2 separate regions of the Homo sapiens genome follow, and region 2 is linked to region 1. The links are chromatin loops, found by intact Hi-C in ENCODE. Cell type or tissue: heart right ventricle. All regions are shown on one strand. Each heading gives the region's core, and the rest is flanking DNA. Links, peaks and the distances in the headings are about the cores only.

What was found. Peaks named below come from ENCODE experiments on the same cell type or tissue, not always from the same donor. Only the 100,000 strongest peaks of a DNase experiment are listed, where the experiment ranks them.
Region 2: a loop joins it to region 1, with 2.6 times the contacts of the local background. A loop is called at or near these places in 2 of 110 quality-filtered maps.

Annotation. Positions count from the first base shown.
Region 1 is chr13:31,434,747-31,451,528 of GRCh38, reverse strand. It overlaps LOC105370150 (a long non-coding RNA gene), which reads right to left. Exons shown (of 6, transcript XR_941830.1): 2 at 13,743-13,810; 3 at 10,349-10,431; 4 at 8,059-8,164. Among named protein-coding and RNA genes, the nearest start is that of B3GLCT, 240 kb to the right of the region's middle. In heart right ventricle, for the core only: no CTCF peak of the experiment used is centred there; DNase peaks (open chromatin) are centred at 9,218 and 9,541; H3K27ac peaks cover 1,046 bases; H3K27me3 peaks cover 268 bases.
Region 2 is chr13:31,504,279-31,521,060 of GRCh38, reverse strand. No RefSeq gene overlaps it. Among named protein-coding and RNA genes, the nearest start is that of RXFP2, 230 kb to the left of the region's middle. In heart right ventricle, for the core only: no CTCF peak of the experiment used is centred there; no DNase peak of the experiment used is centred there.

The DNA.
Region 1 (16,782 bases), core at 5,133-13,132:
TGAGTCAGTGAATTCTCCCCATCACTCTACCCTGAGTCTTCATTTTTCATCTGAATTAGTGCAACAACCTCCACATTGGTCTTTCTGCTCCTAGGCTGACTCCTTGCCAATCTGTCCTTCACATGGCCACTCCAGTTCTCTTTCTAAGAGGCCAAGTTGGTCATGCCACAGCCCTGCTTAAAACCCTGCAATGACTTTCCATTCTCTTTAGAAGAAAAATCAAGCTCCCTACCTGCTTTCAAAGCCTTCCAGACTCTGACAGTTGCCCAGCTCTCCTGCCTCCATTTTCTCCTGTTTGTCATCTTATATATAAGGCCAAATCCCCTCTTGCTTCTAAGGCTTTCCACATGCTATTCCCTCAACTTGTAATGCCACATTTTCTCTTCAATCAAGACTGACACCTCCCTGTGGTTAGGCAAAATCCTATTCAACCATCAAGTCCAACTTACATTTTACTTCCTCAAGGAGATCTTGTTGAACCCCTAAATGGGTAAGAGCACCCTCTACTTTCCTTGTGATAGTAAATTTTGTGCATTGTTGTGCAGTGTCTGCCCTCCCCACTAGTCTGTAAGCTCCATGAAGAGGGGACTCACTTTATATAGCACTATCCCCCAAAACCAAGCACAATAAGGAGCATATTCTAGAATCTCAACAACACGTACTGATAGAGAAAGTGATCAAGTTAATATTTCATACCAGTTTTTCCCCCAAGCTGCCTGTTGGGTGCTATGATATCCACTTCTTTATTCAGGGCTTGTATTTGTAATCAGACATAGTTCTTAACTTTGGCTTATGTTTGATAGTCCCTAAGTACCGACTTTATCCACTAATTTCCATTGATAGCCATACTCCATATTTTTCACTTTCCAAAAGCACCATGAAATATTAGCAGTCAGTTGCAAAACAAGAAGCTAGATATATGTCTACTCACATTAAAAATCTCTAGATATTTTAGTGAGTAGAGCAAGTTTTAAAAAAATACACAGAAGAATGTTACATAGTTCTACAAGATTATTTTAAGAAATTTGTAAGCTCTAAGAAATCTTAAATTTTGAAGACACTACTCCACCTAATTTGAGACCTTTTTCCTAAATTAAATATAAATTTTTTGTTGTAAAAAATATTAGGAAAGATTTTTCTAATTTTGCTTTTGAAAAGATTTAGTTACAAGTAACTTATTTATTTTGTAATTAGTTATAATTTTTCAGTAATTATCATTTGCACTTGGGAACATTTGTGAAGTAAGGAAAATCTAACCTACCCATTGTTTTCAAATGTAATGACTTGTTTATAAATGCTATATTTGTTAATATTAAATTTGGTAGAGTTTTAAGCATTATTTTGAAATTTTGTAACTTTCTATACTTTAGAGGCAATAAAGAATGTTAGTACTTAAATATATTCATGGCTTCTGTAAAGCGGGTAAGCATTAGTCATTATGCCAATAGTGTCCAACAAAATGGTTACATGGCTATAAATATAAATACAGATATAGATGAAAATGCATAGAAGAAATAAAAGATCTGGAATCATATACAAAGAACTGATAACACTGGTTAACTCTAGGAAGAGAGCCAGTACTGAAAGTGGAGGGCTGAGAAACACTAGCTTAATCCATAATGTCTAAGTTTTTCACAAAGACAATTTAGTCCTATATTACTTTAAAATACTTGAGTGGGAGATCTCATAGATACTAACGATTTTCAAGTAGATATGTGTGTTTACTAATGATGGAAAGATTTCTAAGCCTGTTTTTGCTAGACTGTAACATATTTAAATAGATGAAATAGTTAGTGTTGATTTTATACAAAACAAACAAGCAAACAAAAAAATCTCCAAGATAATTGTACAAAAATTTCACTGAAGTATCTGACTATTTCAGGTCTCTTAGAATAGATAATTCAATATATAACTTTTGTAATAAATCTTCCCCAATGCTAATATCTGATTTTATAGCTTCTGGGTGCTTGGAATCGAAAAAGAAATTGATTTGAAAATTCCAGTATTAAAATAATGATACTCCAGAGGAAAAAGTAAGCAGACCGTGTCTCATTAATGTTGTTACTTTGCAGCAGTTTGGTTTTATCTCAGCATTTATTCCAAGGCTTTGTTAGTTGCTATAAGGCAAAGCATTTTCTAAAGACTCTAAATCAAAAGAATTTTCTAAAGACTTTGAGATGTCATCACAGAGGAAGATATTGGAATTTCATGTAACATGACCCTCATTCTTTCAACATATATTTTAATAATTACTTTTGAGAACATTTGCAAGCAGATATTTATATATGAGCATAACAAGTACAAGTCTGTTCAAATGCATCCAAGAGCATTTGTGCTTCCTCCCATTCAGAAAAGACAGTATTCTTATAAGTGTCAGAGTTTTATATAGTCTGTCAGTAAAAAAAGTATTTCTCAATAATCTAGTTACCACATGATGTTCTCCTGCATTACTTAATTAATTCTAAAAAGTAATTCTTTATATTCTTTTTTTAATAGCCTTCTTTTGTCCATTAATTTTCTCTCAACAGACCCAGAAACTGAATTGACCAGGATGAGCACAAGGACCATCTTCTGTTCTATTTTTTAGCATGGAAGAATGTATTTATCTTTTTATTTCCAAGATGAGATCTAGAGAAAATGTTAATTGATTCTTTTTGGCAATACGTGAGAAGTGGTAAAAGTATCATTCTAAAAACATGAGATAGCAAACAGTGCTAAAAAGAAGAATTAGAAAACATTAAAGTCCAATTTTCCAAAATGACATATTATGAAAGGGACAAGAAACAGGAACAAAGAAATCCATCAACCTGATGAGAAAGATTTCATTAAATGTCATAATATTCAAATGAAGCAAGCAGTAAGAATTTAAGGCATCACTGAAAAAAACTAAGCATCATGGATGTAAAATGGAGTTGTGAAGAGGAAAATGGAAGATATTAAGAAAATTAACAAATTGCTGTTTTTAGTGGGTTGCAGCACTTAGATAAGGAAAAGTAACATGGAAAAGAAATCTGTTTTTAGATCTTGATTGTATGAATTTTGTAACCTGAGTCAGGTGCTATGAAGGATCAGTCAGCTAAAACTCTTAAGGGGAAAATTACCTTCTTCCCTATAGGAAGCCTTGGTCATCCAATCGGAGAATTGGGTTCTATTTTGACATTGTATTGGTATTTGGGGTAATGCCGAAAAACAGACAAATTCTGAGAACAAAATCTGAACCATTCCAGACACAGATTGTTCCGAGCCTGGGCTTGGCCCAAAGCATCTCATTGTTGCTGTTTGGGTTTCGCATAGCCAGACGTTTTAAGACCTCTGACCTATTTCTCTGAACACAAACGCTTATGATTTCCAATTTCCCTCCTTTATTTTAGACTGACTGCAATGGCCATGCCTCATTTTGAGTGGGTCTTAACTTACTTTTAAAACTCTTGGAGAGAAACATAAAACTGAACCCAAACATTGAAGCCACATGTGCAGACCACCCAGCACCCCTCAACCCCATTCCCATGAGCCTGCGTCCACCCCAGCAATCCATGAGCATTCCAGTTCTTCCTGGGCAGGGAGGCAATATTCATTCAAAATTCCAGAAGGTGATTAGCTAGGCATGGTGGTGCACACCTGTAGTCCCAGCTACTGAGGAGGCTGATGTGCAAGGATCACTTGAGCTCAGGAAATCCAGGCTATGGTGAGCCATGATTGTGCCACTGCACTCTTAGCCTGAAAGACAAAGCAAGACTCTGTCTCAAAAAAAGAAAAAAGAAAAATCCACAACAACATTCAAAAATGAATCTCAACACTATCTGGTTTCTGCTGAAATAAGGTGGCTGCTCATGAGAGCTGTTTTAACTCACAAGAGTTTCAGCACATACAAACAATTATTGCTATGACACCGAGGTTGAGAAAAACGAAGCTGGCTGTTAACATTTTTCTCTAAATCCATCCCAATGACGTTAAAGGTTCCTTTTTTTTTCCTGTGCCCCCCCAGATGATCTTGACTTGACAGACATGATCCCAACAGCACTTAGCTATGTGCACAAGTCTTTTATCTCTGTTACAGCCTTCTCATTTTAATCATCAAAAGAGGCCATCAACCAACATTCTGCTTGTGGTTATAAACATGAGACAAATAAAATAAAAAGTGCTTGGCATGTCATCATCCCACTTTTGTATTACTGAATGCACTTTAAACTATGTCTTTGTGGAGGACAGTGTGGCAATTCCTCAAAGATGTAAACCAGAAATACCATTTGACCCAGCAATCCCATTACACCCAAAGGAATATAAATCTTTCTATTATAAAGGTACATGTACAAGTATGTTTATTGCAGCACTATTCACAATAGCAAAGACATGGAATCAATCCAAATGCCCATCAATGATAGACTGGAGAAAGGAGATGTTGTACTTATACACCGTAGAATACTAGCCAGCCATAAAAAGGAGTGAGATCATGTCCTTTGCAGGGACATGGATGGAGCTGGAAGCCATCATCCTCAGCAAACTAACACAGGAACAGAAAACCAACACCACATGTTCTCACTTACAAGTGGAAGCCAAACAATGAGAACACATAGACACAGGGAGGGGAACGTCACACCCTGGGGTCTTTCGGGGGACAGGGGTAGAGAGAGCATCAGGATTGATAGCTAATGTATGCAGGGCTTAATAACTAGGTGATGGGTTGATAGGCGCAGCAAACCACCATGGCACACGTTTACCTAAATAACAAACCTGCACATCCTGCACATGTATCCCAGAACTAAATAAAAATAAAGTAAAATAAAATGAATATCTCTTGAGCACAATGTCCACGGGCCCTTTCTGATCAGGAAGGAATTACTCTTAAGCTTTTCTCTTGTCCAATGACTTGCACAGCATCTACCCTGCTCTGGGGTCCACTCATCTTAGACTTTCCAGAAGAGTGTCTGTTTTAAATACCGTGTCCTTCCATTGCCTTAAGACATTGGATGTAAAATGTCCCCACCCTTCCCAGGATGCTCTTGGACCAAACTATCTATACATGGGTTAGGGAAATGTTTGGTGTAGGCACTATTTTCTCACAAGTCTTCATAATTAGCTTTCCTATCTATCACTATAGTGATCTAGGGCATCCCAGGATATCTGGTATCCCAGGGAATCAAGCTTTCAGCCAAGGTTTTACCCTTGAAAAAATGGGCATCACTCAACCATTTCAACAGTGAACTCAAGGATAGCCCATTACCAGAAGAATCCCATCACACTCACCCTCACCGCCAATCACAAATATTCTCAGAGTACAGAGGCTGGTATAAAATATCTTTTCACTGGGTCACTTCTCAGACATGCAGAGGCCTTCTCAGATGAGCATCCATAAGTTCCTCTCCCTTGGTTTCCTTTCTTCCTTTCTTTTTCTACTCTCTGTCCACCCCTAGAACCTCCTTTGTTGCTGGTCCTGTGTCTGAGCCCTTGGAAACCCATTCCTAGTTTCATTCAAGGAGGAGATGGTGAGTTCTTACCCTCTTTAAAGCAGAACACTTTCAAGACAAACAAATCTCTCTCATGCATAACATGGATGCATTATTCTGCTGCAAAAGTCCCTCCTGGGCAAGGTGAAGAAACATCAAAATATAGGTGGTCCAGGGGAAAGAAAAGCCCATTCTATCACAGTTCAATAACAAGAATTTAAAGAGACAAAAATTTAAGATATAAAAATATTTTGTTTTGCTAGGAGTGGTGGCTCATGCCTGTCATCCCAGCACTTTTGGAGGCCAAGGCAGGCAGATCACCTGAGGTCAGGAGTTCGAGACCAGCCTGGCCAAACATGCTGAAACCTCATCTCTACTAAAAATACAAAAATAAGCTGGGCGTGTTGGCGTGCACTTATAATCCCAGCTACTCAGGAGGCTGAGGCAGGAGAATCACTTGAACCCATGAGGCAGAGGTTGCAGTGAGCCGATATCACACCATTGTACTCCAGCCTGGGCAACAAGAGCGAAATACCATCTCAAAAAAAACAAAAAACTTAAAATATTTTGTTTCTAAGAAACTACTCTCTCTCTATATATATATACATACATACACACATATACATATACATATACATATATGTGTGTATATATACGTATGCATATATGTCATGATGCTTAAAGTTGAGACAGTGTCTATTAAGATAAGCATAGTTAATATCATTGAGTGCTCTCTTTGTGCCAGATTCTAAGTGTTTTATTTCTATTATATTATTTAATCCTCAAAACGACCCAAAGTAGTAGATGTTATGGTTGCCATTTTGCAGCTGGAGAAACAAACTGGAAAGTTCAAGTTGCTTGATTACAGTCAGACCACGCCTTCTGATTTGGGTTCAGAAGATGATGGGCACTGTCTGCATTATAGTTCTTTGAGTGTGACAGTTAATCCTTGATTAAATCGAAAGCATCTGGAAGTCGAAAAGCTTCATACCACCTCTCCCCGCTGCTCCACTAGAACTTAGAACAATGACCCACATACATGAGGAACTGACAAACATTTGTGAAATGCATGAAGCCACAGCAGAATTCTGCATAAGTTAAAAATTAAATTTTGCAGAAATAGTATCACATTTTTGCAGTTATATCCAAGTGTTCACACTTTGAGGTCACACATATAGTAATAAGTGAGATATAGTGATGACAGGAACATAGTTCAAAAGGGAACAAAAAACTTTAGCCAGAATCAACAAAATAAATGTCTTCCTGCACCAGAAATGGAACAGAGATGCAAAGTGGTGAGGTGGCTGAGACCAGGAGCCCAGGAGGCCCTGAGTCTGGAAGCAGGCAGTGGCTACCAAGAGATAATGTTCTGTTGGGTAAAGGGGACTAGGAGTTCTCCATCAAACACAGGGCAAGGGCCAGGCTCGCAGTTTGAAGGCAGGAGCTGAGGAGGGGCTCTCCCTAATCATGAAAAGAAACTAAAGAAGGAAAAACTAGCACGACAAATGTCCCCTAGAGAGATGGTTTTGGAGAGCAGCTCTTAGTTTCATCAGAATGCGATAGTAAACCATGTTGCCAGCTGGCCAAGTGAGAGGATCTTCCATCTCCAACATCACAGTGGAACAGGCATCTGAAACTATCATCTGAAACAACAGCTAGGGAAAATGCTCTGAATCCTCTTAATCCCAGAGGCTCAGAGGGCCAGGAGGAAGCAATTGCAAATCTGCTAGTCTGAGAGAGAGAGACAGATGCATTATGCAATCTAATACAAAAAGAGACAGCCAAGAAAATCAACCATCAAAATATGAATTTACTCCAGACTTAATTTTTAGAATTTTTTGGCAAAACCTTCAAATATGTAGGCTAAATGTGTTCAAAAAGATAAACGAGGCATAACTTCTTTTAACAAGAAAAAGACTGCATAAAACACAAACAAGGAGAAATGAAACAAGTACAAGTAGCACCGAAAAAGAACCTACTATAAATGTGGAAATGAAAGATATAATAATAAAAATTAAAATAAAGTACACTCGATAAATTAGTACAGAGTTGAAGAAAGGTGAATGAGTTGGACAGTATTTAGAAGGATCAAGCCTGCTTTTCAGTTCACATCAGGAAGAAAACACCAAATAGGTCTTGCTTTCTTTTTTTCCAAAAACAGTCTACTACAAGCGAGGGGGTGCTTTGGGGCTGCTTAAGCTCCCACAACCTTCGTTCAGCAACCATCTTTGATTAAGAAAATTAAAGAATAAATGCGTCCTGTGTTCTGTGCGGTAAGTATTGGCTATTCAGTTGCTGTAAAAGTACAAGTAGCCCCTCTTTGCTATAAGAGTTTTAAACCAGTGAGAAGAAGTGACTTTCCCATTTCACTCTTCTCACACCCATTTTGGGGATCAGAGACAGGAGACAGGGGCAGAGCCTCTGGGCTGGGGGCTGCCTCCCTGAGCAAGTCACTCCTGTGTTCCAGTGGGAGCGTATGGTGTGAGGGGCCCAACCTGGACATCTCTTCAATCCCAAGATGGATAAAAACAAATCTCTCAGTGAAGGATCATTCATGCCTATTGCCAGGAGTTACAGAGGAATAAGCGTGAGATTTAAAAGAGGTTTTTATTACCTTGTCTGAAGAGAGAGCTGGTGCTGCTGGGTTTTCTGCATTCCAACCTCTGAAAGAAGGGTTGTGTGTGTGACTCTGTGAGGTGGCCCCATTCCTGAGAGAGTCTCTAGGTACATGGGAAATAAGATGCATTGGAAATGGCACTCATCTGGGACACTCTAGAGCTGTTGTCTCTGCTGAAGGAGCCACCCTCCACCTGACTGGGAGGGCTCCTAGCTAGGGATGGTGTATCACACCTGCGACAGTTCCCCTTAAAGATGCTCTCCACTCAGACACAGGAGGCAGGCTGAGGAACTGAGGGGCACTAGGAGACTTGGGGTTGCAGAATGGAACATGTACATTGGATTTTCTTTCAATTTATTTAGTCTTAAAAAAAAAAACAAACCATGCCATGGACAGTTTGCTTGGTATTTGAAAGCTTGATGCTCGCCATCACTGAGGATTTGAGCAAAGTGAATATTCCCTGAAGTTTTTTAATGAATAGGCATTAAAAAAAAAAAGCTATATAAGAAACAATGGAGCCATGAAAGCAGATTGAGGCAGATGAGCCATTTTATTTGGAGGATCCTCTGAGCAGTGATTGCCTTGAATAGTTTTGCCTGTACCTTGACCTCAGCTGGTCTCACGGTGAACCGTGAGCCCTCACTTCCTCCTAGCTTCTCCATGGGGCCAAATCCAAAGTGTGTACGTTGGACCTGTAACCACCCCTGCCTATCCCTGCTGCACATCTGGCCTGCTGCTCACCACCTCTGTGGTCAAGGCTTCCTTCTGCCCTTTACAAGCTTTTACCTCTCCAGAAAATTCTACCGTCACTCTATCTTGCTTAACAGTGTCTTTTTATATTTTCCTGTGTTATTTATTTTGCTTAGTTTCCATAGAAACATAGGACTGGAGGATACTGTGGGGATTATCTACACCTACATCTTACGGATGAGAAAACTGAGGCCCAGGGAGATGGAGTTAGATTTTGTTTTGAGTGAGCCATGGGGGAAAAGAAGGATCTGTATAAAAGGACCTGGCTCCTCTCAGAGAGCTGGCTGTGTTTCTAGAACTTTGCGTCAATGAGTTTCTCAGGGTAGCAGGTTATTCCTGCATCCCCAGAGCTCCCCAGAAGCCCAGCACCAGAGCTCATTCTGAGAGTATCTGCACTCCCTCTGGGATCGGCTGACCCTGCTTCTGACCCTTTTAGACTCTTGGCGTGGTCTGGACAAGCAGGCTTCTTTCCCCAGCTTCCTGGCAACCATGATGTCATCCAGAATGTTCTCTCTCCAGCCTGACCTCATTTCCATCTTGCTGCCTCTCTCTAATGCTGCCACTCTCCTTGCCATGGAATTTGCTGGCGGGCCCATCAGCAGGGTGCCTCCTTCTGCCCCTCCTAAGTGTCTTTGGTGCCCTCGTGCCCATGAGCAGGAGTCTGTTACGAGGCTGCATTTGGACCAGCCCCCAGTGGAGTCTCACTGTTTTGTTCCCAGCTCCACAGGGAGGGCAATGTGACCCATCCACACCTGCACACAGTGCCTGCCAAGGCATGACGTGCTGAGGAAGACGTTTGCAAATTTGAAGGCTGATGAGGATAAGGTTCTCGGAGAGTTCCTGCTGTACATCTGTGGCCTAGGGCTTCTCCTTATGGAGAATAAAGTGAGTCAAATTCAATTGGCCTTAGAATTATAGAAGGTTAGAGCTGAGTCTTAAGAGATCATCTAGATGAGAGAGAGTCCACCAGGGATCAAATTTCATGTCCACACAAATCACCATAGGTGGTTGTTTAAAATTCAGATTTTTGGGTCCTACCCAGAGAGATTAGGAATTTAGTTGGTCCACAGTAGAGGCAAGGAAAAGGACTTTTTAATAAGCATAAGTGGTTCAGATTTGGAACCCCTCGAAGGTGCAAATAAGGAAGGCAAGAGCCGGGTCCGCAGTGTCCACTGCCTGTCGGTCCCCACTCAGGTGATGAAGGCTGTGGCTCCCCAGTCTCTGCAGAGGGGAGCCTCTGATCTTGCACCTCTGCGTGACCTGGTCTTCCTTTTGTTTCTAGAACTCTCCCTTCTGTGTGTCCCACCCTGGATCCTCCAGAGGCAGGCTGTGCTCCCAGAAAGGTACCCAGAGGAAAACACAAAGGTATGAGGGAGGGCAGCACAGAAAGGAAACTGAATGAGCAGTGAATGCAGCTTCAAAACTACTTCACGATTTTGCCAAGGGAAATTGCTCAGCCTGAACATCCAGGTAATTGGGTTGAAAAACAGTCATCAAGCCATCTGCCAGCCAATTAAATGTGTGGTCAGTCACTCACCTGATGAAACACCAAACAAAAATGTCTGCTTTAGCTGTTCCTTCCTCCTCCGTCCTCATCCTCCCCACTTCTTGCTTATTTTACTTCCCGATGGATGATGTGAGAAACCAAGTCAGAAAGAGAGATTAAAACAAAAGTTGCATTGTTTATCAATGTTAAACTTGTTTAACTTATTTTGTCAGAGTTTTTCCATGTGACATTGTGCAAAGACAAATATGTAAATGTGTGACCTGGTTCCTAAAGCTCACCAGGAGTGAGGCGACAGGACAGAAACCCAGAGGGGCACCAAAGATTGGGTGCTGCATACACAGAGAGTACAAAGGGAGGGGGGCATTAACCATTTTCTAGTAGAGATGCCTTTTAAGAAGATTTCATCGGCCGGGCATGGTGGCTCACACCTGTAATCCCTGCACTTTGGGAGGCCGAGGTGGGTGGATCACCTGAGGTCAGAAGTTCAAGACCAGCATGGCCAACATGATGAAATCCCATCTCTACTAAAAATACAAAAAATTAGACAGGCATGATGGCGGGCGCCCATAATCCCAGCTACTCAGGAGGCTGAGGCAGAAGAACCACTTGAACCCAGGAGGCAAAGGTTGTAATGAGCTGAGATCACGCCACTGCACTCCAGCCTGGGCAACAAGAGTGAATCTCTGTCTCAAAAAAAAAAAAAAAAGAGTTATTTTATCCTTTGAAGTTCCTCTTAAAGAGCCATTCGACTCTTTTGCGCCTAGTGTGCAACTTCAAATTATTTCTTCTTGCAGTTTTCTCAGTGCTTGCCAAGACCTCACAGATGAGAGGATGTTTTATACCTTCAGTGTGAGTTTTGTTCCATTCACAGACATTAATCACCAAGTGCCAAGAAGGGGCTGATATATGGCACACAACAACCAGCATAAATTACATTTTAAGGCACTCAGATAAGAGCAAAGTCAACATCTCCATGTACCACCTCAAATTCCTTTTGGAATTAGATGGTGGTATAAATCTCAAGTTATAAATAAATGAGACATTTCTGTACTGTGTTATACTAACATCATAAAAACAAACCACTCTTTTCCTCTTCTGAGTGTGCCTGAATTTGAACCAGGAGTAAAAATAGTTAAATAAACACAAAAGTTTGTTAAATGAAAGTGAATTTAAAATAAGAATTTAAAAATCATGAAATGCAAGTGGTCATCACACATTGTGGCTACTTAAGATCCCAAATCACATGGTGACAAAGATGGTCTTGGGCAAATGATCCTCTTCCTCTTCTTCCTCTGTTGGGTAATAGTTCACATGTGGATGACTTACTTAAAATGCTAAGGTTATGGGGGGATCACGACTATAAAAGTTATCTGGTTAAGAAAAAACAATGGTGGAAGTTTGATGATAAAATATGAGAAGTGACCGTTTGTGGGCCTGGAAAATCTCACACATACATGTCTTTTGTGAGCTCATTTGAGCATCAGTTCTCAAGATGTGCTAGAAGGAGCTCTGAACCACCCTGCTGCTGAAGTAGAAGTGAGGCTCACAGCCATCACTCAGAAGATGCTAAACAAACCTTGATGAAATAAAGATGTTACATAAGATAGTAACATCTGCATCTATTTATAGTTTATGGACACACAGAACACATGCCATGCACAAGGTACCTCTAGATTTTATGAAGAACTTTTGGGGAAAAATTAAGTACTTTTCATCAAACAGAAGGATTGAAAGTGATTTTATTGTGGCTTTACTGGAGAAATACTACGTTACTCATAAAAAATATGGTATATTACTTATTAGAACCAATACAAAAATCATAATCACCAATATTCCAACATTTTGGGCAAAAGGTATAAAATCATAGGAATAGAAAGAAGTATATTGATATCAATAAATATAAAATGCAGCAAATTTACTGATGTATACAATCCTACATCTTTTATATGATACTATAAATGCAAATAACAATCTTGCTTTTCAGAAAATGCGGGTACCTAAAAAGCCAGTCATGCTATAAAACACGTGTAAATGGATTGTTACATTAGTGCCCTGGACGAAGTAAATATATAAGTAAAAATTGAAAGAAGCAAGTAGCAAGATATGATAAATTTGAAATTAATTTATATGGAGCTGAAGTACACATGAACAAAAAATAATAACTGATAGAAAGCTTTAAACTAAATAATAAATTTGAAAGAATTCCAATATCATGTTTATGCAGGCAGCAAAACCAAGTACTTCCCTGACTGTGAGTAAACAATAAGAAATAAGGGAAAACATCATGAATTCTAATAGACACTGCGTTGAATCTGTTGTTATTGTAGCGATTCCATTGGTTGTAACTCATAGCTTATGCTAAGGCAAATTTACACCCCAGAGGTTAGTGAAATAATCCCAAATCTGCTTCTTCTTATCAGCTGCGTGACTTGGGTTTGTTATTTCTTCCCATGGGTGCCAGGCTCCGCTGTAAGGAGCAGCAACATCACTATTATCCTGTTGTCCACCCCTCTCCACCTCCTCGAACCTTGGGGGCCTGGCTTGACAACTGGAGCAAGAACCCATTGGATAGAGGGAAAACCTTTTATATTTGGGGAAGAAGCAATATATATCATAACCCAACAAGTACAGTTCATGTGTAGAACTATAATAATGGCTGATATAGGAAAGATACGTTTTGTTAATCATTTTAATTGCCTCTTTAGCAACAAGGCTCTTGAATATTCAGTGGCCAATAAGCCAAATGTTTTAGTCAAATACCTGAAGATTATACTAACACATGGCAGCTGGCTTAATGTGCTGACCAGAAGGGACGAGGACCCTGATTGGTTTTTCTATTAGGGCAGTTTTAGACCTGGGAGCTGAAAGCACTGGGGGAAGTGACTGTAAAGAGATATAACACGTGACATCGTAGAGAGAAGGGGTGGCCCATGCGGACTAGGAGCCTGTGGTCCAGGATGTGAACAACCATGTACTGAACAGTGCTTACAAGCAAAAGGACCTAACAGCAATCATTAGAAAAGCTGCCTTCATTAGATCACTAAATGTTCTGAGAGGCAGCTATGCTCAACTCCTCAGGAATTCATTTAGCTGGTGTAGCCTCAGGCCACACTTTCTTTATGAGAAGCAGGCAAATAACTGTGATTCAAATTGATAGCAGGGAATTTACAAAGCACTAATCACAAAAACACAAACACATTTCAGGAGCACAATTGTGTCTGTGAGCCTTCAGCACACAAGCTATTCAATCTGTATCTACATCTGAGTCTGTAACTATGAACTGAGCACTAGATACTTATATTCCCAAGGGCTAATTATGATCAAATGGTCCATTTAATCTACTCTGTCTCATAAGACAAGGAAATGTACACTTTAGAAAGCTTCCCATTAAAAATAAATTACAAAATTTAAAAGGTTAACTAACCTTTAGGTATCTGGGTAAACTTGGCCATCCAGAAACTCTTATTCCCAAGCACTCTGGATTGGGGAATCCTTTAAATAAAACAACATGTAGATTGATTTGGATTATACGTAAATATTGTTTCCTTTTTAAAAATTATGTACCATGTTTCATTTTTTTAACCTATCCATATACCATGAGTGTACATTTTGATGGTCAGTTGAGTTTTTGAACTTGGCATAAATTTCATCTTCTTTTTTTAATGAAACTCTTTTCCTTGTTTTAGTCTCTTTCTTCTCTTTCTCTGTCCCTTTCCTTTCAGAAGCTGTATTCACAGTGATGACAAAATGACGATCTGCTGAATGTTCTTTATTACAATCCACAATATGCTTATTGTTTCCCTGAGAAGAAAAATAAGAGAATCCCCAGTATGAGGGGAGACTGTCCCCAAAAAGGGTCTCAGCCATTTTCTGCTGCTCTCTAAACTCCAATCCTGGAATTTGAGCTTGAAGAGGTCATACACATCCTACCTTTCTTATTTTGTAGGTAAGGAAATTATGACCCCCAAATGTACCTTCCTCCAACATCACACTGCTGGCTAGCAGCAGTAAGGCGTCATATCATTTTCCCTAGCTGTTGTCCAGTGCTTGTCCCATTACGTAAACATGTTTCCCTCCACTTCCTTTCTTACTGATGATAATGTCCACTTAAGGCTATCATTTGCTTATTTTGGAAGATGGGACTAAAGTGGGTGATGGGAGGAGAGCTATATGGATATTGCTTGTCTGTTTTCTGTAATATGATGAAAGGGTGTGAACATTTCAAATAAAATAATTATACTGTTAGCAGCAGTAAATCCATATGGGTTTGCAGCAGTCTCAATTCTTGTCTCCTCAGAAGAAAGAATTCGACCGAGAGGCATAAGGCAGAGGAAAAGACCGAGGCAAGTTTTAGAGCAGGTGTGAAAGTGTATTAAAAGCTTTCAAGCAGGAAAAAAAAAGGAAAGAAAGTATACTTGTAAGAGGGCCAAGCAGTCAACTTGAAGGACAAGTGTGTGGTTTGACCTTTGACTTGTGATCAAAAGACCTCCTCTGCTGTCTTGCATTCCTTCTTCCCTAATTCTTCCCTTGGCTGTGGGCTGTTTGACGAGCAGTGACCTACTGGCAGTTGGGAGGTGAGCAAGTGCAGTGTGTTTACGGAGTTGTACACATGCTCACTTGAGGCATTCTTCCCGTACCAGTCAAATGTCAATGGAACATCATAGACCAGTTAAACTCCGTCATTTTACCTCTTAATGCACATGCTGGAGCCCACTGCCCAACTCCTGAGATCTTATCAGGAAACTGCTGATCACTAGTTTCAGGTTTTTTTCTATCATAGGAAAACTGCCTTTCCCTGGCACTGACTGTGACAAATTATTATTTTAGAGAGACAATTAACAACAGCCAGACCATCACCTGATGTCGCCTGACATTCCTGGGGCAGGGTGGGAGAGCCCTCTCCTGTCTTGCTCATGCCAGACTAGCTACTTACTATAACAATACCTCCTCGAGGAAAAAGCCCCCAAATAAATATAAGGTATTAATAAGAACCAGAGAGGGTTTGATTGATCACAGCATGAATTAATATCTAGATATGAAATGCAGAAATACATGCATTCAGAAATAATCTCCTTTCCTTCCAGAACACTCAGATTGACCAGGAACAGAATTTAAACATCTACAGTCTCTCTGTGGCTATGATTATAATTATGAACATTCCCAACAGTGTTGTAGATATGTAAGTGATATACTGAGGAATTTCTTTTTCAGAAAGTATATAAAGGCATCTATCATAGTTTTTTCTTCAGATCTGAAACAATTAGTAGACACGCACAGGTTATTTTTTTTCCCATCCCGTGAGCCAGGATGCCAGGGCATATATCTGGTCAGCCACATCTCAGGGGTTCTGCTTCAATTTTCCCAGGTTTTCTTCTGTGTCCCCCAGTGGTCCCTGGAAGCTCCCCACCTCTTGGCAAGAATACAACATTGCCAGGAAGGTGCCAGGGCGGTTGGTTAATCATTGGTCCAAAGAACTTCCTGCAGCTTGCAGGGATCTTCCCCATCGAAACCCTCCAAGGTAGGTAACAAACTCCTGCAATTGACATGCAATGCAAGTCAGGGCCAGCCAAAATTACAACCCGGCAAGAGTCACTTCTAGCATATTCTATGCCCTTTGCCCCATGGTGACTTAGTGATTTTCAGTATTCCCACTTTTATAGAGCAAGTTTTAAGGGGTCTGTGAAGTTACTTTAGCTAAATTAGATATTATAAGTAAAAATTAGTGGTTCAACTCAAAACATGTTTGTATGAAAGAAATAACTGAGCAGTAATTTGGGCATAGAAAGAAACTTAAGAACTATCTACATTCACACCAAAATCCACATAGAAAGGCCTGCCTAAATGCAAAAATACTTTTGGGCTTATGAAAAAACTGAGGTGGAAAAAAAAAAGCTTTTCTCAGGAGAAAGACAGCATTAGTTATTTTTTAAAAGGCAATTTTGCTAAGTTGAAAATCCATGAAGTCAATGAACTATCACTTTCTGAGTTCAAAAAGTGAGACTTTTACTTGCTTAATTATCCTTGCACTCAGTGCCTTTAGACTAAAAATGATGATTTTTTAACACTTAAAAAATCCACTTCTTTCTCAAAGACCTAAATCTTTGCATCTCCTCTTCATGCCGTCTATAAGTACTTAAAATTTTTTTATTTCCTTTTCCAAAAGCCTTAAAGAAAATAAAGATCTAACAATTAGGGTCTTAAGTTAAAATCTGATAATTTTTTTATTCATCAAATTTCTGCATCCCTAACTGCAGCAAATTGAGCGTCTTCAATAACTCTGAACAGCTTTTGACAATTTGAGAGAAAAGGTTGCTGATTAATCTACTGAGTCATTGACTTGGACTGGGCGACACTAGGAACTTGAGGAAGACGTGACATTGATAAGTCCGGGAGGTAACATTGATAAGGCCAGGAGGCAGGGAAATACCGGGTAGAAGAGGGCAGAGTTCCTGACGAGGGCTCCA
Region 2 (16,782 bases), core at 2,939-10,938, 72 kb before region 1:
AATGATCTTGCTAGAGATCATTTTGGAACCCACTTTTTAAAGCCCTCTAAATTTCTTAAGATTCATAAGGCAACAGGGATGATATTACATATGTGATGTTATGTCTCTATCAAGAAAGAGCAATGATTAGCAAATACAAAAGAACTGTGTATAGTTGTGTTTTTAAGAGTATTTATTAGTTAGCACGGAAAAGACCATATGTCTTTTGGCAGGAGGTGAGATAATAATTAAAGAGTCAACTCAAGTAACTGGAGAAAAAAAGTAAAAACAAAAACAAAACTGGAAAAGAGAAATTAAAATTTTAAGTTGAAAAGAATTAGAAAACTGAAAATAGTGAAATACATAGAACCAGAAACTGATTTTTAAAAAATCTTCTTAAAATAATAAAATTTCTAGCAAACAATAACAAACACAAACACAACAGCAAACAAAATTTAAGAGATGAGAAAACAAAACCAATCCAGAGATGATGAACAGAAAACAAATGGAGATTCTGTGGTTAAATTTTCCAAGCCATGGGCAATAGTGTACGTGCATATTAAATAAAGAGATTAAAACCCAAGCTGATCTGTTATATCAGTGGAGCCGGTAGCCCTGATATAAGGCATGTCTAGAATTCTCTCCAAGGAGTAGAGTCTCTAAATATGGTAAATAAATAAAGGTCTGTACGTTTCCATAGTCCTCTGCAAAAGGAGAAGTTGCAGAATACTTTCTAATGCCCTCTGATGTTTTACACTTTATAAAATATTTTTGAGTATATTGTGTTATTTTATATTTAAAACAAAACAAACAAAACCCTAAGGCGTAGGTGTTATTATCACCCTCACATTTTATAGTTGAACAGTCATGAAAACTCAGGGTCAAAAAGAAGACGTCAATTTCCCAAAGACACACGGCTGGTAAATGGTATGGGCAGGACTTGGGTCAAAGTTCTTGCTATCTGCTTTGGGAATAGACCACATTCCTCCCCTGCCTTGCTCCAGTGTCACCTGGAGAGCAATTTACAAACCTCAGTTGCAAGGATTTTTTTTTTATTACAGAGTAAAGTGTGTGTACTCTTAATAGTCTATAAATTAAGCAGATGGTTGAACATGGAACAAGAGAAAAGTTATTTCCAGAGAGAAACTACTTAATATAGTTTGCAGAGGCAGGATCTTTAATAAAGGATAGGTCCTCAGAAAAGCACTAATCAAGCTGATTGGTAAGGGGCAGTGAAGCAACATCAGGCCCCAAATCCTTCAGAAAATGTGTGGCAAAAGCTTGACCCCAAGTGTCAGCATTTCAAGTTCTTAGGGGATGGCGAAGGGCTTAAGAATTGATTTAGCATTTATTGAGGTGACCACAGGACCCCTACGTTGCCTGGATTTTTTAACCATTCATTAATCTGGAACAGTAAAACAACAACTATTTGGTGGTGCTGGGCCTCATGAGCATAGGAGAGCCCTATCACCATGGCCTTAGGAAAACCCTTAGCAAAGAGGAAGGATGGTGTTACATTTCCACTGCAGCTGTGAGCAGAAAATAGGAGGATATATGACTGACAAGTTTAGTGAAACAAGAAGGCTTTCAAAGACATACAAAAAAAAAAAAAAAAGAAGAAGAAGAAGAAGAAGAAGAAGAAGTCCAGATTTGGAAATGCCAGCAGCAGAGCTGGGGAAGAGAGGCATCAATCACCAGCATCCGTGGCCAGCCAGTCAGCTGAGCCAAAGGAGAAGGCAACGGTCTCTCTGGACCTTTCTGTTTTGTTGGGGGAAGGAGTTGTTGCAGAAAGTAACTGAGAAGACACTAGAGGGTTAAAGGATTTCTGGAGTGTGTAGTCCATGTATAAGTTCACTTCACATGGTCACATGAAACCAAAGCAGATGACCAAAGACCTCCCCGAGCACTGATTAGTTACAACAGTGCAGGGGGAAAAACTAAAGTTTAAAAAATTGAATGTTTTCTTTTGATAAAAATTTCAGGATGTTAGAGAAGAAAATTGTACTGACTGTCAAAAACTTTTCCAAATATAGCTCCAAGTGCTGAGCAAGCTGCAGGGTGCAGTTAGTTTAAGCCACTCAGAAAGTGAATTAGCTTTAAACTTCATAGGTCAAGAGGAAACCTTTATTTCATGTCAACTGAGATGTTCGTGAGAGTAATGAACATGATGGAAACTGTAGCTGAGATTGAGCCATGTGTGGAATGTTAACAGGACCAGAGCGAGGGCAAGCAGCCCGGTTCCTGTAAAGGCATGCAACCAAAATCCTTTGTATTTTCCTCAATACGTTCCATTTTCCCCTTAACTTTGGTACTTTGGTCTGGTAAGTGTGGGAGCCATTATGCAATTAGCTTGTCAGTGGCCTAATGTTTCCATATAAGTTAATTCAACTGTTATAACAAAGCATATTTCTTTGGGGGAGTGGCAAGCAAGATGTATGAGTATGCTCCCTTCCTCATGTAGCTTCCCAGCTTTCCTCAGATTCCACTGATCCAATTCCTTCTGAGTCTTTCGGCTACATGTTGGCTACATCTCCACTCGGGTAAAATAGCTAAAGTCATTCCCCAAAGCTGGTTCCTACCACAGAGGATGCATCAAGAAAGGGCAATTTCTCCCATTGGTTATTTAATTCTGCTGATGGGTTTAGCTTCTTCACTTTCATATCTTATTTCAGCCAGATTTTTGAAAACTGTGAGAAAAATAATACGAAAAGCAAATATATAGGATAATAATCTCAGTGGTAGTTTGCTTAACATTTTCTGTAACATAATAAACCTTAAAAATGGATTCAAGTAGAAAACCTGGATAGACCAATAAATACGAAGGGATTCAGAAAATCATCAAAGAAAGTACAAGCAAAAGGCCCTGGGCGCAGAGGATTTCATGGTCTTTAAGCTTTCAAGGGACAGATGATTCCCTTTAAATTCTAAGTATAGGAAAAAAAACCAGATAATTTTCCAAAAGTAGGACAATCTTTATTATAAAAAAAAGAAAAGTATAGGCCAAGCTTATTTATTAATTTATATATACAAAATTCTAAACATATGACTAAAAAATAAAATTAGAGAATATATTAAAATAATAATCTGCCATGATCAAGAAGATTTTAGGAAGACTAAAATACATTAATATTAAGAAAGCTAATGAAATAAAGCATCACCTTGATACACCAAAAAAGAAGAAAAAAAAGAATCATCTCATAGATGTCAAAAAGGCATTCAATATCATTTTTACCATTGCTGACTTAAATGATTTATTTTATTATTATTTTATTTATCTATCTATTTATTTATTTATTTATTTATTTATTTATTTATTTATTTATTTATTTTTTGAGAAGAAGTCTTGCTCTGTAGCCCAGGCTAGCATGCAGTGATATCATCTCAGCTCACTGCAACTTTCGCCTGTTGGGTTCAAGCGAATCTCCTGCCTCAGCCTTCCAAGTAGCTGGGATTACAGGCATGTGTCACCATGGCCGAATTTTGTAGTTTTAGTAGAGGTGGGGTTTCGCCATGTTAGTCAAGTTGGTCTCGAACTCCTGATGTGAGGTAATTCTCCTGCCTCGGTCTCCCAAAGTGCTAGGATTACAGGCAAGAGCCACCACGCCTGGCCTTAAGTGATTTATTTTAAATATAATTTTGGAAGTGTGTTAGCTATCTATTGCTGCATAGTAAATTACCCCCAAATTAGCAGTTTAAAACAATAAGCGTTTATTATCTCACAGATATTTTGTAAGTTAGGAATTCAGGAGTGGCTTCGCTGGATGAATCTGACTCAAGGTCTTTTATGAGTTTGCAATCAAAATATCAACCAGGGAAGCAGTCATCTGAAGGCTACAATGGGGCCAGAGTAACTGCTTCCAAGCTGACTTACTCATATAGCTAGCAAGTTAGAGCTGGCTGTTTGATGGGAGGCCTCAGTTTCTCACCATTATAGGGCTGCTTGAGTGTTTTCACAACATGGCAGCTGGCTTTTCCCCCTGAGTGAGTAATCAGGGGAAAATTTCCAGGCAGAGACTGCAATGTCTTTTATGAACCAGCCCCAGAAGTCACCAAACTTTATGTCCATAATATTGTTACATACGTCAGCCTTATTCACTATGAGAGGAGACTACACAAAAGTGTGACTACCAGAAGGTAAGAATCATTATAGACATTTTGGAGGCTGAGTATCTCTGACAGATTCTCATATAATACAAATAACATCTATCTTAAGCCATAGACAACATCATACTTAAAATAGAAATGCTAGAGAAAGTTCCAGTAAAATTGAGAGTAAAATCAAGATGCCTACTATAATCTTATTATTCAACATGTTCTAGAAGTTTTAGCTGATACAAGACACAAAACAGGCTGGGCACAGTGGCTCACACCTGTAATCCCAGCACTTTGGGAGGCTGAGGCAGTTAGATCACTTGAGTCCAGGAGTTTGAGACCAGCCTAAGCAATGTGGTGAAACTCCATCTCTATAAAAAATACAAAAAATTATCTAGATATGGTAGCATGTGCCTGTAGTCTCAGCTACTTGGGAGGCTGAGGTGGGAGGATCGCTTGAGCCTCGGAGGTTGAGGCTGCAGTGAGCTGATCGTGCCACTGCACTCTAGCCTTGGTGACAGAGAGAGACCCTGTCTCAAAAAAAAATAAAAAATAAATCAAAAGACACAAAACAGAAATTAGAGGTAAATTTATTGAAAGAAAAGCTTCCAATGATTTGCAAACCATATAATTATATAAGAAATCTCACTTATGCCAACAGTAACCAGGTGGAAAATGCCATTTACTATAGCAACAAAAATCACCAAGAAACCAAAACGATCCTAAGCAATAACAAAAGTGCACTTTACTGAGAGGTCTGAGAAACTAGTAACTGTAGAGGTGCATCATGTTCCTTGATGAGCAGATGTTACAAAAACATCAATTCCTTCCAAAATAATGTATAAGTTTATTATGGTTTCAAGAGGGATCCCAATAGCCTTTTAAAAATTGTTGATAAGGGATATTTTTAAAAGTAATGATAGGTTAACAAATAGGTAAAAAACCTACGTACATTTTGAAAAAGAAGAGGAAGGCTAGGGAAGTCATCTTGCCAGATACTAAAATATACTTAAAAAAATGCAGTTGCCAAGCCTGGTACAGATGCAAAAATAGATAAGTCAATGCCACAAGTAAACAGTACAGGAATAACCCAACATACATGAATTTAAAATAATTTAAATCTTTAGGCAGTTTATTATACATATAAGGATTCCAAATAACATCACAAATTGGAGAGGAAATGAAAGATTGTTAAAAATATAATACTGGATTCATTGGTTAGATGTAAAAAAAAAAATTGGCCTGAAAAATATTGTGAAATATGAAAGGAAATAGAGAACATTTAGTACTAGAAATGGAATATCTCCATTCTGGGAGTAGGATAAGACCAAATTTCAAAAGAAAGATACAACATTCCCACTTTCAAATCTTTCCAAATTCTGACCCATTCTTTCTGATGTGTAGAAAACGAATATGCCTGATGTTGGGTTTTCTCCACCATTTCCAAAGTCTCTCCTTATGAGATCATTTTAATTTTAATCAAGTTTTCAGAAAAACTCATGCTGCATTTGGACAGGGCCTGATTCCAGGAAATGGGACAATTTATTTTAATCTCATCAGTTTCACTTACAAAAATTTGGAAATCTAGTTCAGCCTTTCAAATTTAAACTTCCACAAAGTGTAAATTTACTCTACCACCAAAGTCAACCTTTGCTTGTTTTGTCTCTACTTAAAGTGGTTTAAAAAAAGAGAATGGTTGGGGCTTGAAGGCACTAAATGTCAGCTTTATTTTGGTTTTTCATTTGTTTGTTTTTAATATATGGAAATATCTACTACCGAAAGACTTAGAATGGATAGATTGATGATGATGATGATGATGATGATGATGATAATGATGATAGATGATAGATAGATAGATTATAGATAGATAGATAGATAGATAGATAGATAGATAGATAGATAGATAGACAGATATAGATAGGTAAATAGACAGACAAATCAGCCATAAGAAAATGATGCTTGTTAATAGTCTTGAAAGCAAGACTTACTGTGAGGAAGGAATTACTGCTTGGGGCTTTAACTTCCTGTATGGAAAGCAATTATTCTCACTGTATATCAGAGAAAAGATTATAGTTGATTTGAAAATAAACACAGTTTCATGTGAACCCAGAACAGAAACATTCAGTAACAAGGTGATGGGTTGATCTGAGTTGAGTGAATTATTCTAGCTTGTGACTTGGTAACACTGAGTGAAACTCCCCCAGGGTTCCAGCTGCCTGAGTTTCCTATCCAAATCTCATTCCCACCCCCGAACCCAGATCTCGGCTCCCCTTCATTTTCTAAGGCTCTTTTCTATCTTCATTTTGCATCAGAATCACCTAGGGCATCTCTCAAAAATACAGAGTCCCCGGTATGAGCTAACAGGCTCCCCCAAATGATTGTAACATGGACAAAGGTTGAAAATCACTTTTCTGACTCCCTGTTTATTCCAACTCTTCCTGGACCCTTTTTTCTCCTATTCGACATACCACCAATATCTCTGGTTTTAGAATACTGAATTCAATAACTACATATTTGTAAAGTGTTTTCTTTCTTTTACCTGTTTTGTTGGAATGTATCTCTCCTATTATATTTTTTGGAATGATATGCTCATATTCCTGAAATTGTTGTGGTTCTCAGTAAGTGGATTATTCTGTTCAGCATCTATGCTTTCTGTAAAGTCATATACCAAAATGGCTGATACTTATATACATTTATTATGTACCAAGCACTGTCTAAACACTTTATCTAAATTCCTTCAATCATCACAACATCTTGCAGTTAGGCACTATTATTACACCCCTGTTTTCAAACGAGGAACTTGGGACACAGATAAGTTAATTAATTCATCCAAGGTCACACAGCAGAGCCACCTTCGAGCCTAAGTTTTCCAGCTCTTATTTGCAATATCATTCTGCCTCTCTGCTCTGTATTTTGTATCTTTATTCAAACTTTTTCAAAGCACAAAACACAGCAAAGTAAATAGCTTCACCAATGAAGACAGAATTAAAAGGCTTCCATCTTCTTGGTTTCTGAACAAACTGTAACATGGCTTGTTTTTCTTTTGTCCACAAACAGGCAAATCAGTTAAGATTAAGAGATAGAGAAATGATATAATTGTCAACCACTTGGGGCTTCTGGCAGAAATTAAAGGTCCCCTCAACTTCTAACAGTCCTGCACTGTGGCCAGAGGTGGCTTTGGTGGTGAAGGTTTGCACAGTAGATAGTTTAATGTGTCATTGTTTTCAACCATTGTTTTTTTAAGTATCAAATTATTCTAGTCGTGTATTACAGACTCTTTATCCTATGTGTAGAAAGGAAAAAAAGAGAAGAAAACAATGACCCAAACCCAAATATACATAAATACCTGCATTCGTCTCTTCTCTCAGTAAACATTTAATCAGCATTAACTACCTACTGGCCATTGTGTTGGATGCTTATAGGAATACAAACAAATATGTAGGAGACACCTCTGATCACCGATGCTCCGAAATACTGACTGATTTCATGCAACAATTCAAAATCCACAGAAGCTGAGTCCCACTGCTTGCCCAGAATGGTGCAAGGTGCTTTTCACTGATTCATGGGAGTCCTCCGAGCTGCTTGGTCTTATGGACAGTAGGACAGGATAGAACATCCTCCAAGTGACAGACTAAGAAAGGCTGATGATAAAGACATTGCTGGAATTGAAGTTAGATGCAATGAAAATTCATCAAAATCTTTTAGGCAGAAACAAAACTATTCCTATTAACGTTTAAATTAAATTAGTATCTAGAGATAAACTATCCTTCCACTGTACTCTTCATTAGAAATAAGAGAGAGAAACTCTACCAGTAATTAGTGATAATTGCTTATACTAAGCTATATGAGTGCAATTATGTTTATTACATTAACTTTACTCTAAGTACACATATGGAAAATGCTGCTGCTTTATGCTATTCATCAGGCATTAATACTCAAGTTATAGGCTTGATAGCTGAAAAGAAAAAACTAGCACCCTGAGGCTTAGCTTTGCTAAACTTAAAACCCACCTATCTATAGCTAATATCTCCACAAGGTTTTTCTTTCATTTATTTATTTGTTAAATATTTATTCTATAAGACTTCGGTGCCCTTGACATGCTTTTAAATATTTTCCTTTTTCCTGCTTTTGCCTTAGTACTATTTGCAGTTATAAAACAATTTCATACAATGAAAGCCCTTTTTCCTATAAATGAGTAACTGCTATATTTCCTAATCCCTCTTTAATTAAGGACTAAAACTATAGCTTGAATTATAAGATCATAAAATGAGAAATAACCTTTTAGTAACTTAGTATATACAGAATAATGAGCAAATGTTTTATACTTTTTGAAAGTGACCCCAGAAACCCACTTAAATCAACATGAGAGATGCTTTCCTGAATTTCTGATTAATGTCGCACTTATCTCTGGAGACAAAGATACTAGTGATTAATAAAACAGACAGCAAAGTTGTATCTTTTTTTAAAGTTCTGGCAACTTACCATTTTCAAATGCTGAAATTCATCTGAGGATTAATGATGAAGAAGGTTTGTGAGGCAGTTTTAGCTTGCACATTTTGCAGGGTAGAATTAACGAGAGAAGAACTAATCTCCAAAATGGGAGAAAGGAGTCAAAAACAGAAAGATCATAAATTCACTGAGGCCCGTGTACTTAGTTTCCAGAATGGCCCAACATCTGGGATTTTCCTGTCATTGGCTGGGATTTATTGGAGTTTAACAGTTGGAGCATAAATTATGTCACATCATTTAGATTATACCAGTGATGCATTTTGTATTCATTCATCAAACTTCAAATATCACTGCAAACCCACAAAAGCTGTTCCCAGCCTTGCCAGACCACAGCCATTTTGCAGCAGGATGTCTGATATTGCACACAGTGTATGTCCTTGTCTTATACACTCTGTGACCACAGAAACCAAAAGATAAAATAATAATGAATTTTAATCCTCACCTTTCCTATCAAAGGTCTATAATGCATGAGTCTTCTAGGAACTAGGTTGGCTATCGCAAGCTTATAAAAATGCATGAGCAGGAAATTTACCAAAATGAGGAAGTAAACTTCCTTAGAGGGGCTTATATTATAAAGTTTGGTGAAAAATTTGCTCAAATGGAAAGAAGTTTAAAATACGTGTTGAGTGTGGGACGATAGTGATAGCCTGAGCTTTGTTAAATGGTATATTTGTATCTGGAGAAGGCTTTTAAGGGTATAATCCTTAATAGAGCTGGGCTACAAATATGGAAAATTTCTGGGGCTCCTCCAACTATACCGTGATCCCACCATCTTGGTCTCGTCATATGTCACTCATGCCCAGATTTGGGCCACTGTTTCCTTCCTGCCTCCAGTTTATCATTTATGTGGCCATCCTACAGCCTGCTGTGAGGCAAGTATTTCTAAAATACCATTTATTAAATAGGCAGTGGCTCCCCCTTTTTTATCATAGATCCCCAACTGGTCTTTCAAAGTTTTCGTTATCTTCCCTGCTCCACAAGCATGTGTCTCCGTATTCCTCCCAGGGGAAAACCATCTACTCAGTCAGCTAATTTGCAGTGTGTGTACATCATGCCATACTGAATTCCTGCATCTGTCTGTGCCTGTGCAAATGCTGTTACCTCAACCTGGAAGATGACATCTTCTTCCAGCCTCCTATTTCCAGCCTTCCCTTATGGTACAGCGCAACTTCTTAGGATGTTTGCATCTCAGCTGTTCTTTTCTCTCTCCCAACTCCTGCTGCCTTCCAGCACAAGCCTAAACACCCAACCTTCTTAATGCTTCACGTGACTTAATTGTTTGTTACTCCTGTAGAGCAAGAACTGTGTCTGACATATCCTTTGTGTCTCTCAGCATAAGTACGATGCTGAGAACAGAGAAAATGTAAAATGCTTGTTGATTAAAGCCCATATCTAATACATCACATCCTTTACTTTACAAACTATTACTTTTGAAATTTCACATTCTATAAAGAATTCAATCACTTCTAATCAATTCTGTATGTACTGTATTCTATAAAAACATTTCTGTTGACGGGGTGCAGTGGCTCACGCCTGTAATCCCAGCACTTTGGGAGGCTGAGGCAGGCCAATCACAAAGTCAAGAGATCGAGACCATCCTGGCCAACATGGTGAAACCCCGTCTCTACTAAAAATATAAAAATTAGCTGGGCGTGGTGGTGCGTGCCTGTAGTCCCAGCTACTTGGGAGGCTGAAACAGGAGAATTGCTTGAACCCGGGAAGCGGAAGTTGCAGTGAGCTGAGATCACACCACTGCATTCCAGCCTGGCAACAGAGCAAGACTCCATCTCAAAAAAAAAAAAAAAATCTAAAAGAAAGACAGCTTTCATTTGTGAAGATGGCCCAGGTGCCATCATATGGATGTCCCCAAATCCTCCAGCCTTACAGAATCACCTTCTTCTTCAACATTTATATTGCAATAGCTCAGCACCATTCCATAAATGTTGGGAAACAGCATCACCACCGAAGTGTCCAGGGATTCTAGAGAAGATTATATTTCTCTAAGTCGTATCTTACTCTTATTCCTTGCCTCTGTAGAATGTCCCATTTCATACGTATTTCCCGTCTTACTGGTTTTGCTTTTCATCTTGTACTAACCTAAATAAACATAGTTTCCCCTTCTTGATTCTCACAGATACTGTTACATGCGATAGTTTTATGTAGAGGTATTTAATTTAACATTTTGTAGAGAGAAGGCAGGAAAGTAGTAACATCACAAAGCATAGGAGATGATTTGAAATTCGGTCTCAGCCTTAGACACCTCTGAGTCATTCTCCCAATTTCCATCATTCCTGCCTGGGGGGATTTCTCACTGACTTTCTTCTTCCATCCCCTGACTGCCCACCAGCTTGCTGTCCCTCTCTCTGTCTTCACATTTCCTTCTTAACAAGCTGCTCCCTGGTGCTTTACAATCCTATGGTCCCCCACACCCTACCTTACTGTGCAGAGCAGTTCGTAAGCCACCCAGACCACTTTCCCTTTCTACAATGAGAAGGTTGTTAATCAGCATGTTCAGTCAACACTGTCCTCTCATTGCGATGAATTCTGCCATCAGCTTGAAAATATTGTGTTACCTTAATACATAAATAATTCACCAATCCTTAATAATTTAAGGGGAAAATTAATATATATGTTATATAATTTTGCTGATGCTTTCTTCTGTGCTTTTCATCATTTTAGGTGCCTGGATCTAATAGGCAACTACTTATTTGCAGAGTTATATTAGATTGTTGAGTCAAATTTTCATTTATATAATGTTCCACATTTTCCCTTAAGCTTGAATTTTCTTGATAATTAACACATGGATTCTCTCCAACTTTCAAATGCACTGCATAGCAAAAACTTAACTTTAAAGTATTTATTACAAGATGTTATCTGCAAAAGATGCTTGGTAGTGGGGTTTGGTTTGTCTTGGTCCATCCCAGTCATTAAAGCGGTGGATAGTTCTTCATTTTATAATGTAGATATTTCTTTGACTAATCAGAAAGACTTGGTAGGTAGGTGAAGGAAGAGGAAGGAAAAGATATTATACACTATTAATCAGGAGGTATGGTAGAACCCTTCCAAGTAAAGTGCAAGATGACAACCTCAGTCACTACATACTGAGATTTTCAGGGTTGGAGGACAAAATCAGATAGTAGAGGGATTTGGGAAAGCTGCCAGGAAATAACGGCAGTGAGACATGAAGCAGAAGATTCCAGAGCTAGCTGCCAGAATCAAGCTGGAGCAGGCCATTGAGGTATAGAGGTTGAAATCTCACTAACATTTGCAGGGCCCAAGACTAGGGTACAGGGGCAAGCCTTCACCGTTGGTCTATATACTTAAAAGCTGCAATAAATCAAACTGGCAAACTACAAAATAAAAGATGTTTTATTGTCTTAGCTTAATAAGTATACCTTCCTAATGACTTAGAAGACCATATTTGAATTTAAAATTCTCATACTTCTCAGAGTTCTACATTAACATGTGGACGTGCAGAGAGAACTGGTCCAGGCTCCCAGCTCCCCAAAACGTCTCTCTCTCTTCTTTCCCCAGCTCAGGCCAGAAGGGAAAATGGGCTTGTACATGCCTGGGAATAACCCAGCCTCATATCCAAATGCCATCCATACCCTCTATAAGTAGCTACTCCTTGGCTGTCTGGGCCTACAGGTACACACACAAGTAATATCTGCCTCAGGACAACACATCCAGAGAAGGGGCCCACCCAGGCTTTGAAAGGTGGCTTGGAGCTGTTTGAACAGGGGATTCTGAGGTGCTGGGTTCCTGGAGCACAGTGTAGAAGGGGGTCATGTCTCCTCGACCCTGAGCTCTCCTTGCCCTTTGAGAGTGGAGCACAGCAGGAGAAAGCCAGAACAGGAGGGCTAGGCCTAGGGCTAGAGCCCCTCTTGCCCAAATTTAATGGCAGTATAAATTTTCTACCTAGCCAAAAAGCCTAGTTGAGTCAAAGAAACTGAGCATCAGGGTGGAAGGCAGATGTCCCAGGTAAATCACCTGGAAGATAACCTGAAACCAGCCACCTCTATTGTTCCCCTCCAACTGGTTACAGTCAGCTATATTCCAGTTAATCTTTAGTGTGCAGAAGGAGTGTGACAGCTTTCAGAATCCATCACTCATTCCTTATCCCCCAAAACCTGTCTCTTGCATGATTCTTACTGAGTCCTCCACCAAAATAGTGCCATTCATCGTGCTTCCTCAGCAGGGCTTGAGAACACGCAATGGCAAGAATCACCTGCAGAGAGTGAAGAAATGGTCTACAAGATGTATGCCAGGTTGACACCTGAGCAGGATCTACAGGATGCATGGGCTTTCTCTGGAGAGCGTCTGAAATTACTGGGGGAAGAACTACAAAGGCCGATCTCCCTGTCATGCAAGAAGGAGGCTCAATAAATGCCAGTTTGGCATTAAAGGGAAGGATGTCTTTAGGCATCTCAGGACAGTACCAATTGTTGGAACAACAGGAACTCCCATACACTCCTGGTCGGGGTATAAATTGCTCCAGCTGTTTTAGAAAGCAGTCTGGTGTTGTTTAATAAAGTAGAACACACAGATTCTCTAGAACTCATCAATTACACTCCTGGTATACATACGTGCACCAAGGACATGTACAAGAATGCTCATAGCAGCAAGACTAACAAGTATCATTCAACAAGAGATTGGATATCTAATACCATTCAACAAGAGATTGGATAAATCGATCTTGGCATAACCATGAACAAAATACTATATAGTGGTAAAAATGAATGAACTACTGCAACATAAACATCATGGCTATATCTTACAAACATACTATTGTGTGAAAGAAGTCAGGCACAAAAGAATACATATTATAACTTCAATTTATATAGAGTTCGAAAACAAGCAAAACTAAATTATATCAGCAGAGGTTAGAAGAGTTGGAAATAGCTGGGCTTGGTGGCTCATGCCTGTAATCCTAAGGCCAAGGTGGGAGGATCAATTCAGCCCAGGAATTTGAGATCAGCCTGGACAACATAGTGAGATCCCATATGTACAAAAATAAAAATAAAATAAAATAAATTAACCAAGCATAACAGAACATGCTTTAGTCCTAGCTACTTGAGAGGCTGGGACAGGAGGATCACTTGAGACAGGAGTTCAAGGTTACAGTGAGCTATGATCACACCACTGCACTCCAGCCTGGGCAACCAAGTGAGACTTTGTCTCAAAAGAAAATAAAAAATAAAAAGAGTTAGAAATAATTTGGGAATACAATCTCATGCAAAATAACATTTTTTTTTTGTACATTCTCAGTTTTGATCATGAATTTAGCTCACTTTTTCTCATTTCCCTTCTATAGTAGCAGAAAAGCAGTTGTTCAAAGGAGCAAATAATGAATCTACTTTTCCACCCAAATGAAGGTCATATGTTAGAAACAGAAACTTGGAAAAGAAACACAGCAAACCGTGGTGTCTTTTAAAAGTTAAAATCAACACAATCAGGAAAATTTGGTGAAACTCCATAGCAAAGAAAGCTATCTGCTTTCCCCTGGCTCTTTTCTTTTCAGGGTGTTGATTGTCTTTCCTGTTGGGTTTGATTTTACTATAAAAAATTTCAAAACATGAAACTGGATCTCTGGGAAAGAGACAACATCAAGAAAACAAGAGACCAGGGTGCTTCCTCCTGTACCTGCCTCCCAGTAATGTGTAATTTTTCTCAAGAAAATTAACAACTTCAATTTGAACTTGAAACTAATTAAAAGCCCTTTGGAAAATCAGGATGGATTTCCTCTCTTCCTGGAACAGAGATGCACCAGCAAACAGGCTTTTCAAGGAAGGAATTGCTGAGAGTGAAAAGCCAAAGGCCACCGGCCAGTGTGAGCAAGAAGAAATTTGGGAGGCAGGAAACTGAAAGCAGCAATTCTATTATCATGGGCAAATGAATCCATCAGAGAGTATCAGGGAAAAGGAGGTGACAGCATTTTAAATTGTTCTAGTGAGCCATAATCTGTTACATCATGTTCCCCATCCACATCTTTGCCTATAGATGTGAATATCCTTTCCTCAGTATAGAAATGGAATAGATTCAAAATGGAAATGGAAAGAGAAGGCAGTTTTAAGATCCGCTAGGATTTGGAGCCAGTATGTAGTGATTGTGTAAATTTGCTGATAACTGGGCAGGCAAATAAATGGGAAACAGCTGAGCATTCCAGAGTACAATGTATTTGGGTTTTCATTGGGTTTTAATCCTCACTCTACCGTTTAGCTGTGTAACCTCGGTTACTTAACCTTTCAACTTACAGATGGTTTCTTCATCTGTAAAATAGAAATATTAGTACCTACCAGACAGGGTAATTGTGAGAATTAAATTATGAAAAGCACTCAGTGTAGATGCTGGCACATGACAAATATTCAGCATATATTAGCCATTTGCTAGATCATGCAATATGTATCAGATATCATCAGTCTTTTTTTAAGATATGATCAATCTTAAAAGCAAAAATAGTCAAAGCATAAGTGTAAGCAGAGAGTACTGAAATTGCTTTGCAGTCAATCAGTTCATAATATAAGCAAAGTATTCATTCAACAAAAGGAACGGTCTCCTTCAAGAAGGCCTCAGTGCCAGGGGCAGTAGCTCACACTGGTAATTCCAGCACTGTGGGAGGCCAAGGTGGGCAGATCACCTGGGGTCAGGAGTTTGAGACCTGCCTGGCCAACATGACAAAGTTTTTTTGTATTTTTAGTCTCTACTAAAAATACAAAAATTATCTTGGTGAGATGGTGCAAGCCTGTAATCCCAGCTACTCGGGAGGCTGAGGTAGGAGAATCGCTTGAATCCTGGAGGCAGAGGTTGCAGTGGGCCGAGATCGTGCCACTGCACTCCAGCCTGGGAGACAAAGTGAGACTCCATCTCAGAAAAAAAAAGAGGAGGAGGAGGAGGAGAAGAAGAAGAAGAAGAGGAAGAGGAAGAGGAAGAGGAAGAAGAAGAAGAAGAAGAAGAAGAAGAAGAAGAAGAAGAAGAAGAAGAAGAAGAAGCCACCCTCGGCTAAGAAGCAGCTTTGAAATTCCCAAAGGCAAGGGTTACAAGATACAGAGCTTAGATTAATACATCTTTTGATATTTCTTATCTATTTCTCAGAAAATAGAGAAAAACTAAGAGTGGGTGGTGAAGTGTCAGAGTGAGTGGCAGAGTTAACAAAAGTGTAGAGAACAGAAAAGCCTCTTGCTGATTTGACTAAAATAAATTATTACAAAAGTAACACAGTGGCCCTTGCTGAGATGTTTGTGAGGCCTCAACACCACCAGGGAGGAAGAGAAGCAACACCGCCCCATGGGAAAGGAACAGTGGAAAAGCAGAAATGCCTCCCCTTGTGCCAAATACCCACCGCATGCTTGTAATTTAGAGGCAATTCAGTAATGATACTGGGAGAAGGGAAGAACTGCAAGAACTTCAAAAGCAGAAGAGGATTGCTTGTGGTGAAAAACAAAGATTGCTCCACCACCATATACGTTTAAGGAGTATTACCAAGTCATTATTTAACCATCAATTATCAATAATGTTTGAGAAAAGAAAATATGAGCTACATAGTGGCCAATCATAAGTTGAAATATGGTTGTTTTTGCCAGTTTACATCTAGTTGAATGTATTATAATGATTCCATCCTGGGATGTAATCTAGGATGATTACGATTACGCAGATACTGGTAGAGGAGTTCAAGGGGGAGTAGCTGATTTAAACTAGAGTTCATTCCCACTCCCCCGGAGAAGCATCTTACAGAGCAGCGGTTCTCAAAGTGTGGAATGTCAGCATCCCCTGGGAACTTGATAGAAATGCAGAATCCCGGGCCCCACCTCAAACCTACTGAATCAAAAGCTAATCCTTGTTTGAGCAAGTGTTCCATGAGATTCTGAAGCACACTAAAGTTTGAAAACCATGTGTATTAGTCCATTTTCACACTGCCATTAAGAAATACCTGAGACTGGGTAAGTTATAAAGGAAGGAGGTGTAATTGACTCACAGCTCCGCATGGCTGGGGAGACCTCAGGAAACTCAGAATAATGGCGGAAGGGGAAACATGCACCTTCTTCATAAGGTGACAGGAGAGAGAGCGAGTAAAGAAGGAACTGTCAAACACTTATAAACCATCAGATCTTGTGAGAACTCACTATCACGAGAACAGCATGGGGGAAACCAGTCTCATGATCCAATCACCTCCCTCCCTCAACACATGGAGATTACAATTTGAGA